Regions from separate parts of the Homo sapiens genome. Here region 1 is linked to region 2. A link is an interaction called in ENCODE POLR2A ChIA-PET data of the cell type or tissue named here. Cell type or tissue: PC-3. All regions are shown on one strand.

Evidence for each region. Peaks named below come from ENCODE experiments on the same cell type or tissue, not always from the same donor. Only the 100,000 strongest peaks of a DNase experiment are listed, where the experiment ranks them.
Region 1: POLR2A ChIA-PET joins it to region 2 with 22 read pairs; 2 of 35 experiments call an interaction of 5 or more read pairs at or near these places.

The regions. Positions count from the first base shown.
Region 1 is chr14:51,564,495-51,572,494 of GRCh38, reverse strand. All of the region lies in intron 2 of FRMD6-AS2 (FRMD6 antisense RNA 2), which reads left to right. It also overlaps a transcript of FRMD6 not described here. Among named protein-coding and RNA genes, the nearest start is that of FRMD6-AS2, 31 kb to the left of the region's middle. In PC-3, no CTCF peak of the experiment used is centred here; a DNase peak (open chromatin) is centred at 7,334; H3K4me3 peaks cover 1,037 bases; H3K27ac peaks cover 1,737 bases.
Region 2 is chr14:51,711,743-51,719,742 of GRCh38, reverse strand. FRMD6 (FERM domain containing 6) reads right to left here. Exons shown (of 14, transcript NM_001267046.2): 9 at 7,192-7,260; 10 at 4,244-4,418. Among named protein-coding and RNA genes, the nearest start is that of FRMD6, 64 kb to the right of the region's middle. In PC-3, no CTCF peak of the experiment used is centred here; a DNase peak (open chromatin) is centred at 3,012.

The DNA of each region.
Region 1 (8,000 bases), 150 kb after region 2:
TATGTCATAGATGCAACTGTACCTTTCCAGCATATGCTATGAAATATTTCAACTTATGCTAAAATGAGATTTTCTAATCATATATAACTGTTATTCATTCATATTAGCATTTATGTGAAAGATTAGGGAAAGTTCCTTCTCCTGAAATATTTGCCAACTGATGACGTGTTTTGCTTTGTACATTGAATAGAGGTAAGGGAAATAAATCATCTTTCAAGATCCTCTTCTGGTCCTTTGATCTTCTGCACTGGGGTCACCCAGCTGGCTTTTCAAATTTTGCTCCAAGGGCTGGTGAACATTAGAGGAGCTAATAGCAGGCACTATTCTTTACTCTCCTAGCACTATGGATAGGCTATGAATGATGCTTTTCCATATTTTATCACGTCCCTAATGCTATCTGGCCTTATGCTGGAGTGCCAGCAGTGGCCAAGGAACTAGAAGAGCAGAGAACAGGGAGGTGACATAATAACAAACCTTCATAGAAGATAAAACATAGTAGTGGTGTTGCTGCTGGTCTAGTGGGGATGAGAAAACTTACAGGTAGGTGAGCCATGCAAAGGAGAGACACTTGATATCTCCCCTGTCTGCTTGTTTTTAATGAGACAAAGTTTGATGTAACCTTTTTGAATTTATAAGTCTATTAATAAAATCTTTAATCATGGCTAATATTTATTAAGCCAGGTATTTGCTAAGTACTCCTGGATTATCTGCATTATTTTTTTAGAGCAATCCTCACTAGTACAGTCTATTAGTATCTTCATTATATAAATGAGGAAATTGAGTCTAAGAGACTCTGATACCTACTCGTCAAGAAATATGTATGATTTGGAGAAGAAATCATGCATATCTTTGCAAATGAGGCATCATCTTCAGCAAAGGTACTCTTGGGAGCCACATTTACCAATCATTTAAGAACGACAGTATCTTTATATGTATTCTTTTTAAGTTTAGCAGATAATTAATTAACAGGGATTCCCAGGGTTACACCAGATCAGAGATGAAATTTCTGCTGGGTAGCTATCCAGGCTGTTTTTCAGAATTGGTGATACTGGATAGTGTGGAGAACTCCAGCATACCCTAAACACTACAAGAGGACAGAATCACATTTTGTGTGACAACATAAATCCTTCATAAAGGACGACACAATCCTTTGCCAATGGCTTCAGAGGCACACTGCAGCATCGAACTCCTCAGCTCAAGTGATCCTCCTGCCTCAGCATCCCAAGTAGCTGGGACTACAGGTGTGTGCCACCAGGCCTGGCTAATTTTTATTTTCTGTTTTTTATAGAGATGAAGTCTCACGATGTTGTTCAGGCTAGTCCCAAACTCTTGGCCTCAAGCAATCCTCTTGCCTCAGCCTCCCAAAGTGCTGGGGTTAGTCATGAGCCACCATGCCCAGCCATGCTGTGGATGTTAATTATGTTAATTATAAAAGGCAGCCATCTTAGTAGCTGGACACCCATTTATAGATGTGTCTTCCATGACTATTTTCCTCCTCAAAGCTAACAAGGGATATAAATCATTTCATTAGTTGACAATTTCTACCAAACACATCGTTTTGACGGAGTCCCATATTAGATAGAATTTAAGTTGTCACAAAGATAGTATGTTTGGAATAATGTATGATTTTATGAAGCAAGCTTGTTAAATGAGGAATGGATGAATCTGAAGGAAGAAAAGGCAATGGAGAAAAGAAAGGAAGAAACATTAAGTCCATTAAATGCAATCGACCCAGAGAGATATTTTCTATTCCTTTGGCCTACGAAACCTATCTAAAACTGGTTCTCAGAACTGTATGTGCATCAGAGTCAACTGGAAACTTTATTAAAGCACAGGGGAGAGCCTGAGAATTTGCATTTTTAACAACTTCCTTCATGGTGTTGATGCTGCTGGTCTGGGAACCACATTTTCAGACCCACTGCTCTCAAATGTATTTGGAATTGTACACGATTGGAGATCTTATTTGACCTTTCCCAGATTACAGTCCAGAGATCTGTCTAAGGCTGACACCATCTTTAGATTTCTTAAACTTCGGTTTTTGTTTTTTGAAACAAAGTTTACAGGTTCACTTTAGCACTTCTTACCTGATGAAATTTGACAAGTTTCCAACCAGAAGAAGCTTCATAAGAAAAAAACAGATATGAAGGCTGTTGAGAGAAAAATAAGGAACAATCAAGAAAAGAAATATAAATGTCTCTATTTTTATAATTAGCATTACTTTTAGACAGATTAAACACCACCATTCCAAAGATACATCAATTTTATTTTCTCCACCATTTTTATTAGCAACTTGAACAAATTTGCAGATGAAGAAAATGCAATTGGACTAACAATGTGACAAGTTAAAAAGAAAATTCTCCGCCGGGCACGGTGGCTCATGGGCCGGGCGCAGTGGCTCACGTCTGTAATCCCAGCACTTTGGGAGGCCAAGGTGGGCAGATCACGAGGTCAGGAGATCGAGACCATCCTGGCTAACATGGTGAAACCCCGTCTCTACTAAAAATACATAAAATTAGCCGAGTGTGGTGGCGCACACCTGTAGTCCCAGCTACTCGGGAGGCTGAGGCAGGAGAATGGCGTGAACCCAGGAGGTGGAGCTTGCAGTGAGCCGAGATCGCGCCACTGCACTCCAGCCTGGGCGACAGAGCCAGACGGTCTCAAAAAAAAAAAAGAAAAAGAAGAAAGAAAATTCTGGCCGGGCATGATGCCTCAAGCCTGTAATCTCAGCTCTTTGGGAGGCTGACATGGGCACATCACTTGAGCCTAGGAGTTTGAGAGTAGCCTGGGCAACATGGCAAAACCCTGTCTCCACAAAAAATACAAAAATTAGCTGAGCAGGGTGGCATGCCTGTAGTCCCAGCTACCAGGAAGGCTGAGGTGGAAGGATCACCTGAGCTCGGGAGGTCAAGTCTGCAATGAGCTGTGTTCACACCACTGCACGCCAGCCTGGGCGACAGAGTGAGATTCAGAAAAAAAAAAAAAAAAAAGAAAGAAAGAAAGAAAAGAAAATTCTATTATTAAATAGAAAGTGACAATAATGTCAGAGTTACAATAAAGTATTCTAAACAATGTTAATTAGTGTTTATTCTGACCCTGGTATTGTTTGCCTAAGTTAAGGCACTATTTTTAGTAACCAAACTATTTTGGTTACCGTTTCTTTTTTTGGCATTCCAAAGTCTGCTTCCTAATGCAAGGCTGTTGTCTGTTTATTTGACAATTTATTTCTTTTTCTGATTACCAAACAATTTGGGAAACTCTGAGAACCATACAGAAATGTCTGAGAGGCACGTCTGTGTAGCGTTTGTGAGGGCTAGTATGAAGACAGGGCTTCTTCAGTAAAAGCCTTTCTGGCTGGGCACAGTGGCTCACGCCTGTAATCCCAGCATTTTGGGTGGCAGAGGTCGGGGGATCACCTGAGGTCAGGAGTTCGAGACCAGCCTGGCCAACGTGGTGAAAACCTGTCTCTACCAAAAATACAAAAATTAGCCAGGCGTGGTGGCACCTGCTTGTCATCCCAGCTACTCAGGAGGCTGAGGCAGGAGAACTGCTTGAACCCGGGAGGCAGAAGTTGCAGTGAGCCGAGACTGCGCCATTGCACTACAGTTTGGGCAACAGGGGCAAAACTCCATCTCAAAAAAAAAAAAAAAAAGTAAAAGCCTTTCTGGATATTTTATTAGCATTTCCAGGTAAGGGAAGAAATACAATGTTTTCCTTTGGTCAGGCAATCAATTCATACCAGAGCTGGTCCCTTCACCACAGCCTCTTGATTCCCTATCATATCAAGCCCATTGGATTTAGTGATCTGTAGAGGTCATTGTTTCCATACTTCTCCTTCACTCACAAATGGTGCTGGACAATTCAAACCACTCCCAGAACCATCCTTGGGCAGCCTGGCACACATGCCCAGCTGTTCTGGATTTTTGGCCTACTGTTGGCCACAGAGAGATAACTTTAACAGGCCAGTACAAGGCAAAAAGTTTCTTGCAGTGTTCGCCATTTCTTAGTCACCTCTCCTCACTTCCACATAGGGACAAAGATAGTGGTCACTCATTTCTTGAACTTCAATGCTTGCTCCATTTCTCCTCCCATTACACCTGTTTCTGGATTAAGGCTGCTTACAGCTCACGCTGTACTCCTCCAAAACACTGTAAGAAGAAGGCCCAGAGAGTTCTGACTTGTGAATGCAAAACAGGAGCTTGACATTCTTTAGCTGGACCTATCATTCTTCTAATGCCTAAATCAATGGAAGGTTTCCTGCAGACAAGAATTGGCTCAGAAAATTTCTCATTCACAGTCAAGGCTTGTAAGGAACAACATCACCTCCATGGGACTAAATATAGCCTATGATATTTTTATTCTAGAAAAGACATAAATGAACTCATAGCTATTTTGCCAAGTGCTTTCTTCTTAAACATTTATGGCAAGCCAGTGCTTCTCAGCTCGTCAAGGCAAGATGCCTACAGATGTTAACTTGTTAGCTTGCCTAGGCTAGAAATTCAGGAACTTCGAGACACGAAACTCATTCCTAGTATAACTACGTATTTGTGTGTCAGCAAAGACTATTTTCTTTTCCCTTTATTAAGAAAAATACCAACTGCAAACATTTATTGAGCTTTGAGATAGCTATAAAAGAAGTATTAGATATGAGTCTTGTTCTGGAAGTGCTTATGATCAAGTCTGAATACAAAATCTGTACATATGAAATAATCAGAAACAAAGAAAGGAGAGAGTTAAGCATTAACTGTGCAGTACAGACCTTACAGATGTACTATGTCAGAGTGTTGAGGATAGCTTTAAGAAGGATGTGATTAAGGCAAATAAAGGATGCATATGATTTCTACAAAAAGATGGGTGGGACGGGGCATAGTGGCTCATATCTGTAATCCTACCACTTTGGGAGGCCAAGACAGGAGGATTGCTTGAGGCCTGGAGTTTGAGATCAGCCTGGGCAACATAGCAAGATACTGTCTCTACAAAACGATTAGCCAGGCATGTTGGCACATGGCTATAGTCCTAGCTACTAAGGAGACTGTGGCAGGAGGATGACTGGAGCCCAGGAGTTGGAGGTTGCAGTGAGCTATGATGCCTCCACTGTACTCCAGTCTGGGTGACAGAGTGAAACCTTGTCCCTAAAAGAAAACAAAACCAAAAACAGATGGGTAGTCATGGTAGCATCTAGAAGTCTCATACTGGTAACCAGAGGGTCAAGGGACTTTTTAATTTGACCTTCACTCGTTTCAAAACAAATTTGAGTTAGTTGCCAACATTAACAACTTGGAAGATTTTACATTAAAATACATTTTTTCTTTTAAAAAATGACGAGTCTGTCAAAACCTGGCCTACGTTTCTGCATGGTAACTGGCCTATGTTTCTGCATGAACCGGAGCTGAGTAGCACCCATCCCTTCAGATGGGGCACTAACTACTCCTTCCCCACCTCCCATACCACTTCCTGTTGCTTCTCCCACTTAACCTGCTGCTTTGCTCATCTGTAGCAGCTGTCTGGCTCTTGTGGGCATTTGAGTTTTCAATGCCTGCTGTGCATTAACAGAGCCTCCTGCATAGGGGGCCTGTGACAAATGCTCAACCTCAACCAATTCTGTGAAAACAAGCGATCCTGCCCTCTCAGTCCAACTTCTGCAAGGTAAAACAACTTATACACAGAAGGATACTTTACAAAACTTTGTTCTTAGTCTAGAGAGGAAACTATCATGGACAACACATACAAATAGTTTAACTTTTGGTTTTGAAAGTATTGGGTTGGTGCAAAAGTAATTGCGGTAAAAAGTAATGGCAAAACTGCAATTATTTCGCACCAACCGGATACATTGGGTATAATGACTCAAAATGCATATTCGAGGATGGTGGATTGCCTGGCTACTGTGTAGGAAGGCTGGAGCTTCATTAACTCTTTCAGTTCATTGAATTTAAAAAGACCCAGGTGAAACAAATATTACGTGGGAAAATTCAGATTGGAAAGTGGATAAATTGAGGTTGCTTATTCTATTTTTCAGAAAATGTCCCTATTTTACAAAGAATTTTTAAAAGCAAAGTTGTTCATATATATTTAAAATATGGTCAAATCTACCTGAAAAGTAGCACTGTGTATTCTATAAAGCCAGACACATCTGTATGGGTCTTTACTCTGGACAATCGATTCTTTACTGTTTGCTCTGAGGAAATGTATGTGTCACATCCAAGTGGCTGGTCAATGCAAGCTGCGTGTGTTCGATTTGGAATGACTTTTCATGCTGGTACTGGAATGGTCATTCCTTTGTTCATTTGACTATCCTAAATGCATACATTTCTTTAGCCCAGTGGGCTTTGTCTTGAGACAGAGTCTCCCTCTGTCGCCCAGGCTAGAGTTCACTGGCATGATCTCGGCTCACTGCAAGCTCCACCTCCTGGGTTCATGCCATTCTCCTGCCTCAGCCTCCTGAGTAGCTGGGACTACAGGCGCCCGCCACCACACCCGGCTAATTTTTTTGTATTTTTAGTAGAGACGGGGTTTCACCATGTTAGCCAGGATGGTCTCAATCTCCTGACCTCATGATCTGCCCGCCTCGGCCTCCCAAAGTGCTGGGATTACAGGCGTGAGCCACCGTGCCCGGCCACTGTCTTGACTTTTTTAATAAACAGCTCTGTGAACTTGGAGAGATCCATTAAACTTTCCTGGTTTTTGTTCCTCAAATGAGGGAACATAACAACACAATGTGCCCCAATTCATGACTTCCATCTAAGGCCTCGCCACCTCTAGAACTGCTGCTGTTCCCTGAGGCCCCATTTCCTTCATAGTTAATGGAGGTGGTTGGGCTAGATCTTCAGAGCCCATATTTACCGTGGCATTGTCTAGCTCTTGGTGATTCATTTAAACAAAACAAGGACGACCCACAACTACCACCGCCACCACCAGCACCACCACCATCACCATCACCCCCATCAAAAACCTCCGTCTATTTCTCAAGACTGAAAGTGAAAAGGGTTGTTTCTTTTCAAATATTTAAAAACAAACCCAAACTACCTTTGGGCAAGAAGCCTAGAAGAGCATGCCTCACCTCATACCATCAGTTCTTGGTATTTGAATCCAGTGGGCTAATCCAGTATTGTTCTAGCAGCACCTTGAAGCTTAATAGAGCTCAACTACAGCTGCCCCCAAGTGGGTTACACTAGTATTCGGCACGTGTAAGCCAAGTGTTACAAGTTTCTGTGAAGAAGTCATTTCAGTTTGGGAAAAATTGTCTAATTTGGCCATTCAATTTGCATTGTTCTGAAAGTTGCCAGACTTGTCCTGCCAGGCATTAGTGTCAAGAACTTTCATCTTCCTTGGCTCCACCTCCTCTCTCTGTGTACACAGAAGAACAAAGGGAGGAGGCCCTGAGGCAGTGCCATCCAAGGAGCCAAACCCGGTCTGGGTTTTGAGTTGATGACTTTTTTGAATTATAAAAACTTTTCCAAGGAAGTTTTCGCTCAAGACTTTTATGGGTTTTATAAACAGAAATGAATGCAAGCTGGACAACAGACCGTGGCAAGTTAAACATCATGAACAGGTCTGCCATTATTACTGTCGTGAAAAATCACTTCCCTGTGTTTTTGATTCTCTTTAAATATATACACATAGAAAATGCACACACATTTCTTTTCCTATATTTTTAATTAGGAAAATATCCCACATGTTGATAAACTTTCTGTGAGTGACATGGTACCTGATTTTTAGCAAATGCGAGCTCCTACATGTAAGTGAAGTCACCCTTTAACTGTTAGGAGAACTGCTTATTTAAACATTTGCTTAGAAGAGGTTGTTGCCCCGAGGCCTTTCCAAAAGAGCCCTTGACCTCTCTTTCTAAGGCTGTTGTGCTGCTTTTCAGAAGAGGATTGTTAATTATATCCTTTAAACCACCTATTATTCTGAGCTGCTGCTGTCCATAATCTCTCTCTGTCAAAGCCACCCTTGGTCAGCTCTCTCAGACCCCGGAGCTGCCTGCTCAAAATGGAGGCCGCTTA
Region 2 (8,000 bases):
CAGTGAGTGATATGAACATTTAGAAACTTCCAGAGCTATGTGACATTGCCATGACAGCCACCAATGTGATTTTGTATTTTGCGAAAGTATCCATAGCATATTAAATATTTTAAAAATCTGGCCCTTTTCTGCAGATAATTTCAGAAGCACTGCTCTAGAAGACTACTTAATAAATACAATTATGCTAATTGCCATTCATTTTATTTGTTCATTTGTTCAATTTGTTCCACTGTTAGCTTAGCTCTAGCTGCTGAATACAATTTAAAATAAAACTATTCTTCTGAGAATTTCTTGTGAATATTCTAAAATTTGGATTTTCATTAATATAAGATTGATTTTCTCCACTTAGGCTGAATTAGTGAGGCTTTATCATCTACTTAGAAAATACCAGTAATCACTACTGGTTTGATGATTTCCAACTCTGACTGGTAAAGCTGTTCTTTGATTTCACATGTCAGTGCTGTTCTTTAACGCAGTCAAACACACAACACTGCAAAGTCTCTTTTATTACATATAAACTAACCATTCCATTAAGGCACAAAGTTACAACCCAGCTGCCAGTTACAACTCAACTGACACAAAAATATTATTCTTGTCTTTCAGGTCAGAAATGTAAAACAAGGAAGAAGTTTAGATTCCTTGCCTTTTTAATACTGGTGAGAAATAATACAATAAAACAATGTTAAAAATGGAGAGTGCATTTGGGGAATGTGAAGTTGATCTGATTTTAGAAACTAGTAGACTAATTGGGTTCTCAGGGGCCTGTTAATGGATTTTAATTGTCTTGTTTCTTGGTTAAGTGAAAATACTTGCATGCCTGATGTCTGAATCCAGCTCGGAAGTATAATCATCACAGGGTCCCTAGAGAGAAAATGAGCAGGAGGAGAAAGAAAAGATGCGCCTTCTAGGATGCAAAATGCAAAAAAAAAATGCTTGGAGAAGGCTATGTGCACATTTCCAGGTTCCAGCCTATTCACATTGTTCTAAGGAACTGGCTGAAACACAAAGGTGAGTATGTGTTGCTACAGAGAAAGCAGGCTGAAACCAGACACCAGAGCTCCACGCACATATCATCACAACAAAAATGCATCCATGTACAACTTGTCAGGGAGCAGACTGGGGCCTAACAATCCCCATCTTCTGAATCAGCAGGTGTGAGATGAAGGTGGACAGCTAAAGCAGTTTGCAAAAATTACTGTAGTTTTTATTCACTGTGGTTTCACAGCAATAGCCATGTGGCCCTTGGATGAGTGGCAAGTGAAGAGAAAAAAGTAAAAGTCTCTAAGTTGTTGGAGTTCCATTGTTCTAAAATAATTAGGAACTGTGGACCTAATAATTTAAAAGCTTTTCTGTATCTTTACATATAGCCTTTTTACTCTCAACTTCCTGATAGGTTCAGAGATCACTATAGTTCCTCTATATTCACTAGTATGCTCACGAGAAGACAAGTACTTGCCAGCCTGTTTTCTACCTATTCCTGTCAACATGTTAGCATGGCCTGGGTGTTCCACATGGCTGGCTTCTCTTCCCTCCCTAGTGCTGTACCAGACCCTTTCCAGACATTTAGGAAGCTTCACACCGTTCAGTTACAAACTGAGAGAAACATTAAATAATTCTGAAATGTTTTCTAAGAAATGTAAAATGCAACCTCTCATCCCCCTAATAATCACTGGTGTCAACAGTGCAGATCATCAACATGCCTGTGCTCTTTTTACTCCCTCTGTTGTAAAAGCCCAGAGACAATGAGGTTTTTCATACGCTACTTTGGAAAATAATGCAGTAAATGTGAATACTTATCCTAGGAATAAGCTCCAGCTGTTGAATAAAGTTAGGCTTTAACATTTTTTTAAATGACGCAAGGCATGTTTTTGTTTCTCTTCTAAACCCTATGGAAAAATCCTTGTGATCATTTTCTACTAAAATGCTAAAATAGTGTTTTAGACAAGGTGACTCTACATAAAATTAAGAAAAACACAGACTCTTTTTATGCTGTTTTTTGCTAAACTAATGCCCAAAAAAGGGCTTTTCATGTTAAAATGATAAAGCCCTTAAATGGGGGTGAGATCTTGGATTCAGGCCAAAGTTGACCCAGAGAAACTTAATTTCAGGCCTTTTTCAGACCTGGAAAACCCCTAAGTAGAAGAAACTAAGCATGTGTCATTTCTTCATTCCTCTACTGCTATGGTTTGAATGTCTGTTCCCTCCTAAACTCAGGTTGAAATCTAATTGCTATCATAAATCATATGATATCAAATATCATAGTAGTAAGACATGGGAGTTTAAAGAGATGATTAGATCATGAGAGCTCTGCTTTCATGAATGGGTTAGTGCCATTATTGCAGTAGTGGGTTCATTATGAGAGGCGGAGTTTGGCCCCCTTTTACTCTTTCTCACCCTCTCTTTACCCTTCCACCTTCCATCATGGGATGAAGTAACAAGAAGGCCCTTGGTAGATGCTGGCCCCTCAATCCCGGACTTCCCAGCCTCTAGAACTGTGAGGAAATAAAGTTCTGTTCTTTAGAACTTACCTAGTCTGTGGTCTTTTGTTACAGCAGCACAAAACAAACAAAGACACCTACTCACTTAAGCCTCCGAATACACTTGGTACTATGGTTGGCAATGAACAACGCCCTGTCTCTCTGAAAACTCAAAATTCTTTGCAATTTTTACCTTAGAACCTATAGAGGAAGGTCATTAATTCTTTAAGGCTCTGAAGGGATCTCTTAAGGTCATCTGAACAAAAAAAATGTACTAAAATGCTGCAGGCAGAAAGCTGATAGAACAAATCAACTTCTCAAGGTGCCATGTTAGACGTTTAGGAATGAAGCTGACTTGGCAAATTATGGGCTCTGCACGTAATTATGTCACCTATTCTCACAGGTTCTCCTGCTTCTTCATCCTCCTCCTGTCCCCATCTGAATTCCTTTTCATATTCATGTCAGCATAGGAGAGATATATTTGTTACACTGATGAGTCATCGTGGGGAAGAAGTGGCAGTCTAGCAGCAGCTGAAGCCAATACACCTGACAGTTATACCAATTCTCTCTGAAGACACAGGCAGTTTGTGGCAGACAGTGAGGAATGATTCATGTTCTAATCGCTACGAAATTACAAAAGAATTGCCAAACCGGGTCTCATTTGGATTGACAGAGAATTTTTGAGAGAAATCTATCAGAAGCACAAACCTCTACAAGGTCTTTTGTTTGTTTAAGAAAGGATGGGTATTTGCCTGGTTTCTAAAGGAAAGATGAGGTCTGAGGTGTCAAAACTTGTCTCAGACATGAACCTAAAATATGAATCTTCACCCTGATATTCACACAAATACACCAAATCCAATCTAATCAAATTACTGTTAGATATTACTACAACATGAATTTATAAAACTAATTTTTGCAAAACAAATCTTTGAAAGCATAAACAAAACCCCAAAGCATTAAAAAAAAAAACAAACCCAAATACGTAATGTAGCAGTTTTGAGGATTAGGGTTGGGGTGTGTTAAATGGAGGAAATCCAGGGTGCCACAACTCAAGATAAAGGGCTATCAGATTAATGTAAAGTTGAAGTCGGATGTTACAGACCCTTAGCACTGCCTTCTTTCCCACCCTGACATGATCCCCGTTTCAGGGTCCAGTACTCTGAGGCCCCAGACAGACTGCTTTATTTCATCTGCATCTCAGCAAAGGCCCCACAGGACCAGCTGACTTCCCTCTCCTTTGTTTGGCACTCTTGCTAGAACAGACTTGGGGGCCTCCCAGCCGTCAATCAGAGGCTGCAGACACATCTGTGACCTACCTTTATTGTCACTCTAACCCTAAGAAATAATCACATTGGAAAGAATTCCAGACCACCTGTGGATAATAGCACTAAGGTGGGTCAGTGTAAATACAAAGCTCTAAAATGCAGATAAAATCTGAGTTGCAGATAAACCCTTGCCCTGTGCCTTTATGGGTGGCTTTTTGCAAGTATTTTCAAGTCAGGCATGGGAAAACCTTAGAGACTGTACTTGAGAGATAGCTAAATGCAGTCACCTCAGATATTCTGAATAAGTGCTACAGTAGGTGGGGCTCAAGCCTAACCCTTTGCCTTCTGGAAATACTGAGATGTAAATAGTAATGCTGCTCTCAATCTGGAGTGTCCCAGTCCCAAAATCCAATTCTGTAGGAGCTCAAAACCCCCATTCAGAGTAAGAGGCCACAGGTGGCAAAGGTACAATTTGCTTCCACACCCCAGACCCTGCAATACCTTCGTTTTCCTCCAGCTTCCGGATATGGCGCAGGACAGGCTGCAGATTCATATAGAGGCGGTGGCTGTTGCTCAGAAGTTGCAGGAGGTGTCTGGAGCGCATGGGGCACCCCGTGTAGTATATGAGCTTCCGGGCAGAAGGCAAGCCATCTGGCAAAATCTCAAATTTCTTACCCTTTGGAAGGAAACCATGAATCAAATTCAGGAAGAAAAATCTCTGATTTGCCAAAGTCCCCTTTGTTTCCTATTTAGTAAGGAAAATTATAGATTCTGAAATGTATAAAGTTTCATTTAAAATTCCTTGTGGGATAAATTATTGTTTTTCCTTTCAAAAATGTCACAGGACAGGGGATGACCAGAAATTCAGGAAAGCATCTAGCCACAAGGGTCTGTCAGTAAACACTGACTATCCAAAACAGCTGAGGAATATCTTTGGTTTCTCTGGCTGGTCAGGTTATTTGTATAATGCAGAAGAGAAGGGTCCATCATAAAAGAACCATCAAATATAATCCCAACACCCTAACTCAGCAACAAGGCAACCAATTCTAAAAGATTCTAAATTATTTACCAATTCTAAAATATTTATTGAACACTTAAAATGTACCAAACACCTTGCTAGGCACTGAAAAAAAAATAGGCAGTGAATACGACAGACAAGGTTCCTACCCTCATGGAGCTATATATCCCAGCAGGAGAAATGGCAAAGAAACACACAAAATAATAAGTTTATGATAAATTATTGGAAATAAATAAGGAGTTATATAGTGAACAATACAGGATATCTATTTGGGGTTTAGAAGAAATGGAAAACTTCCCTAGCTAAACATAGAGAGAGCTGGTAGTTGGAGGTATGAGATGGGAAAGAACAAGAACAGCTATCAGTAGACATATAAGGAGTCTCATTCTTCAAATCTGATCACTAAGATAAAGTCCTAAGTTGAGGGCAAGGCTTTGACAAAGTTTCTTACAGTTATGGGATATTATGAACTCTTTTAACTTTCCTAATAATGAATAGGGCAGCCGAAATACAAAAAGGAGTATTTCAGATATAATGATTCTCAGCCAGAGAGTGGAGGTAAAGCAAGAACGGAGACATATTCTAACTACACACCTTAAGGTCTGTATGGAGCAGTATGGGCTTGTATAGCCCAGGCAGGGATAAGGTGGAGGTGTTTTTTTTTTAAATCTCTGAGATTTCCCTCATTTTAAAGGAACTACCAGTGGACCCCAATACTGAAATAGTAACAACTGACATTTATTGAGCACTAAGCATGTATCCACTCATTTAATCCTCAAAGCAAGTCTAGGGAGGGAGTTAATTATCTACATTTTAGAATGAAACCAAGGCACAGAGTTTATGTAACTTGCTCAAGGTCATACAGCTAGGCAGAGCTGAGTTGGCTTCAAGAAGCATCATCTGAGAAACTTGTCAAAATAGATTCCTCATCTCTACTCCAGACCCACTGAGTCAAAAATCTCCTGGAGGAGGAGCATGAGGCCCAAAAATATGTATCTTTAAAGAAGACTCCTCAGATAAGGGCAATACACAAACAGATTCAGCAAGCAACAAGTCCAGGACCCTAAAAAACCCTCAATTTCATAAATGTACTTTATTATAACTTAATTTGGGGCATGAAAGGGGCAAGTGCGTCATAATTTGCTCATTTTCAAACAGCTCAGATCCTTTCACAAATAGCTTGAAACAAAAAAGAGCCAGTTAGGAGGAGACAGGTTAGGCCCCATGTAATGTATAAGTAAAGTGAAATCAGATTGAATCGTGCCCAAGTAATTAAAGTAATGTGAAGTCAGAAACACATCTTTTGACTTACAGGGCAGCATGGAGTCAATGCCCACATTCTATTTGCAATATAGCCTCATGGAGCTATATATCCCAGCAGGAGAAATGGCCCTTTATTTACATAGGCCATCTTTCTTACAGGAGAGAAGCCCATGTCTACAAATCCTTATCTTCCTTTCCTCATGTATTTTTTTCAGTAATTTCTGAACAAAGCAGAACTACGATTTTTTTTTTTTTTTTTTTGAGATGGAGTTGCACTCTTGTTACCTAGGCTGGAGTGCAATGGTGCGGTCTTGGCTCATGGCAACCATCGCCTCTCGGGTTCAAGAGATTCCCATGCCTCAGCCTCCTGAGTAGCTGGGATTACAGGTGCCCACCACTATGCCCAACTAATTTTTGTATTTTTAGTAGAGACAGGATTTCACCATGTTGGCCAGACTGGTCTCGAACTCCTGACCTCAGGTGATCTGCTCACCTTGGCCTCCCAAAGTGGCTGGGATTATAGGAGTGAGCCACTGTGCCCGGCCAGAACTATGAATTTTTATGACCAAATGTACACATTATTAACTATAATTCTTTGAACCCTACCAAAAAACGGATATAGCTGGCAAAAGAGAAATACTTGGGAAAAATCAAGACGTTGCTCTAACAAAAGAAAATGTATCATTCTCAATATTGTAAGAGTATTTTTCATGTTAAGAACTGCAGACCTCTCTTTAAAATAATGGGTTTTAAATAGTCAAATATTAATAGAAACATCTTTTTATATAATTCTTTATTCTTTGCTCAAGAGAGGTAACTTTCAAAAGAACTGGCTAACCTCTACGCGAAATACCTTCTGCAACTAGAATAACTTAGGGTCATGTGCTACGGACCAAACATAAATTAAAATTACTAACTTCTTTTGCTATAAGAGTCTTTACTGTAAGATTCTTTGATTTTAAGTTCACTACTGATATGTGTGACAAAGAATCTATAGCACATGCATTAGAATACAAGAAAGCAAATTATCTTCAGTGTCAACTTCTTAAAAATAACAGCTTTTGTGCCTGAGACAATATTGTTTAAAAACAAAACAAAAAATAACAGAAACCCAAAAAAGTAAGCAATTAATGAGACTTTTCTTTTAAGCCAGTTATTTTAAACTTACCACAAACACCAATTTTCCAACATTTGTCCAGGGGAAATCATAAAGTAATTGTTTCTCTTCATCTAAATTCTGTGAAAAGAATATGCATATGGAGTTAATGGGAAAAATGATAGATACTGTAAAATGGCTCTAACTTCTTTCCCTGAAAACCAAAATACAGTAATTAAAATCTGAAAAAAGCCCCCACATCTCTTTGGAGAAATACAGACAATAATTAAAAGATTCATGATAACAATTCTGTGGCTTTTGGTTCCTGTGTGACTGTATTAACTAACCCTTTTAAGGCAATCTTTTCCCTTCTGGTGTATGCCTAAATTTAAATAAAAAGTCCAAAGGACTCAGGTATTCAAGAGATGCAATAAGGCGCTCAGACTTTCATAACTGGATATTTTGCCTACATCAAAGATAAGACATCCTTTCACTTTCCTGTGTCTTGCTGAAAGAGGTATCTGTCTCCCTTTTTGATGGCTGCAGGATAACACTGTCTCACCTGCTAAAAGGTGACAGTTTCTACTTATTTAAGGGGTAAGTTTCATCACTAAAGTATAACGGAAATTAAAACGTCTGGTCAGGCACAATATTAAAATGTTGTTTTTCTTTCCACTTACAAATGCTCCAAAGGATAAAAGAATATTTAAAATCACTGACACACAGAAACGTTTGGATATTAATGATCTGTTAGTGACCTGTTAGTGATGAACCTGGGCTAATCTTTGACTTATTGTTTTCTGTTATTTCTTATTACTTATTGTTTTCTGTTATTTCTTATTACTGTCAACAATCAGGCTGAGTCACTTCATCCATCCTAC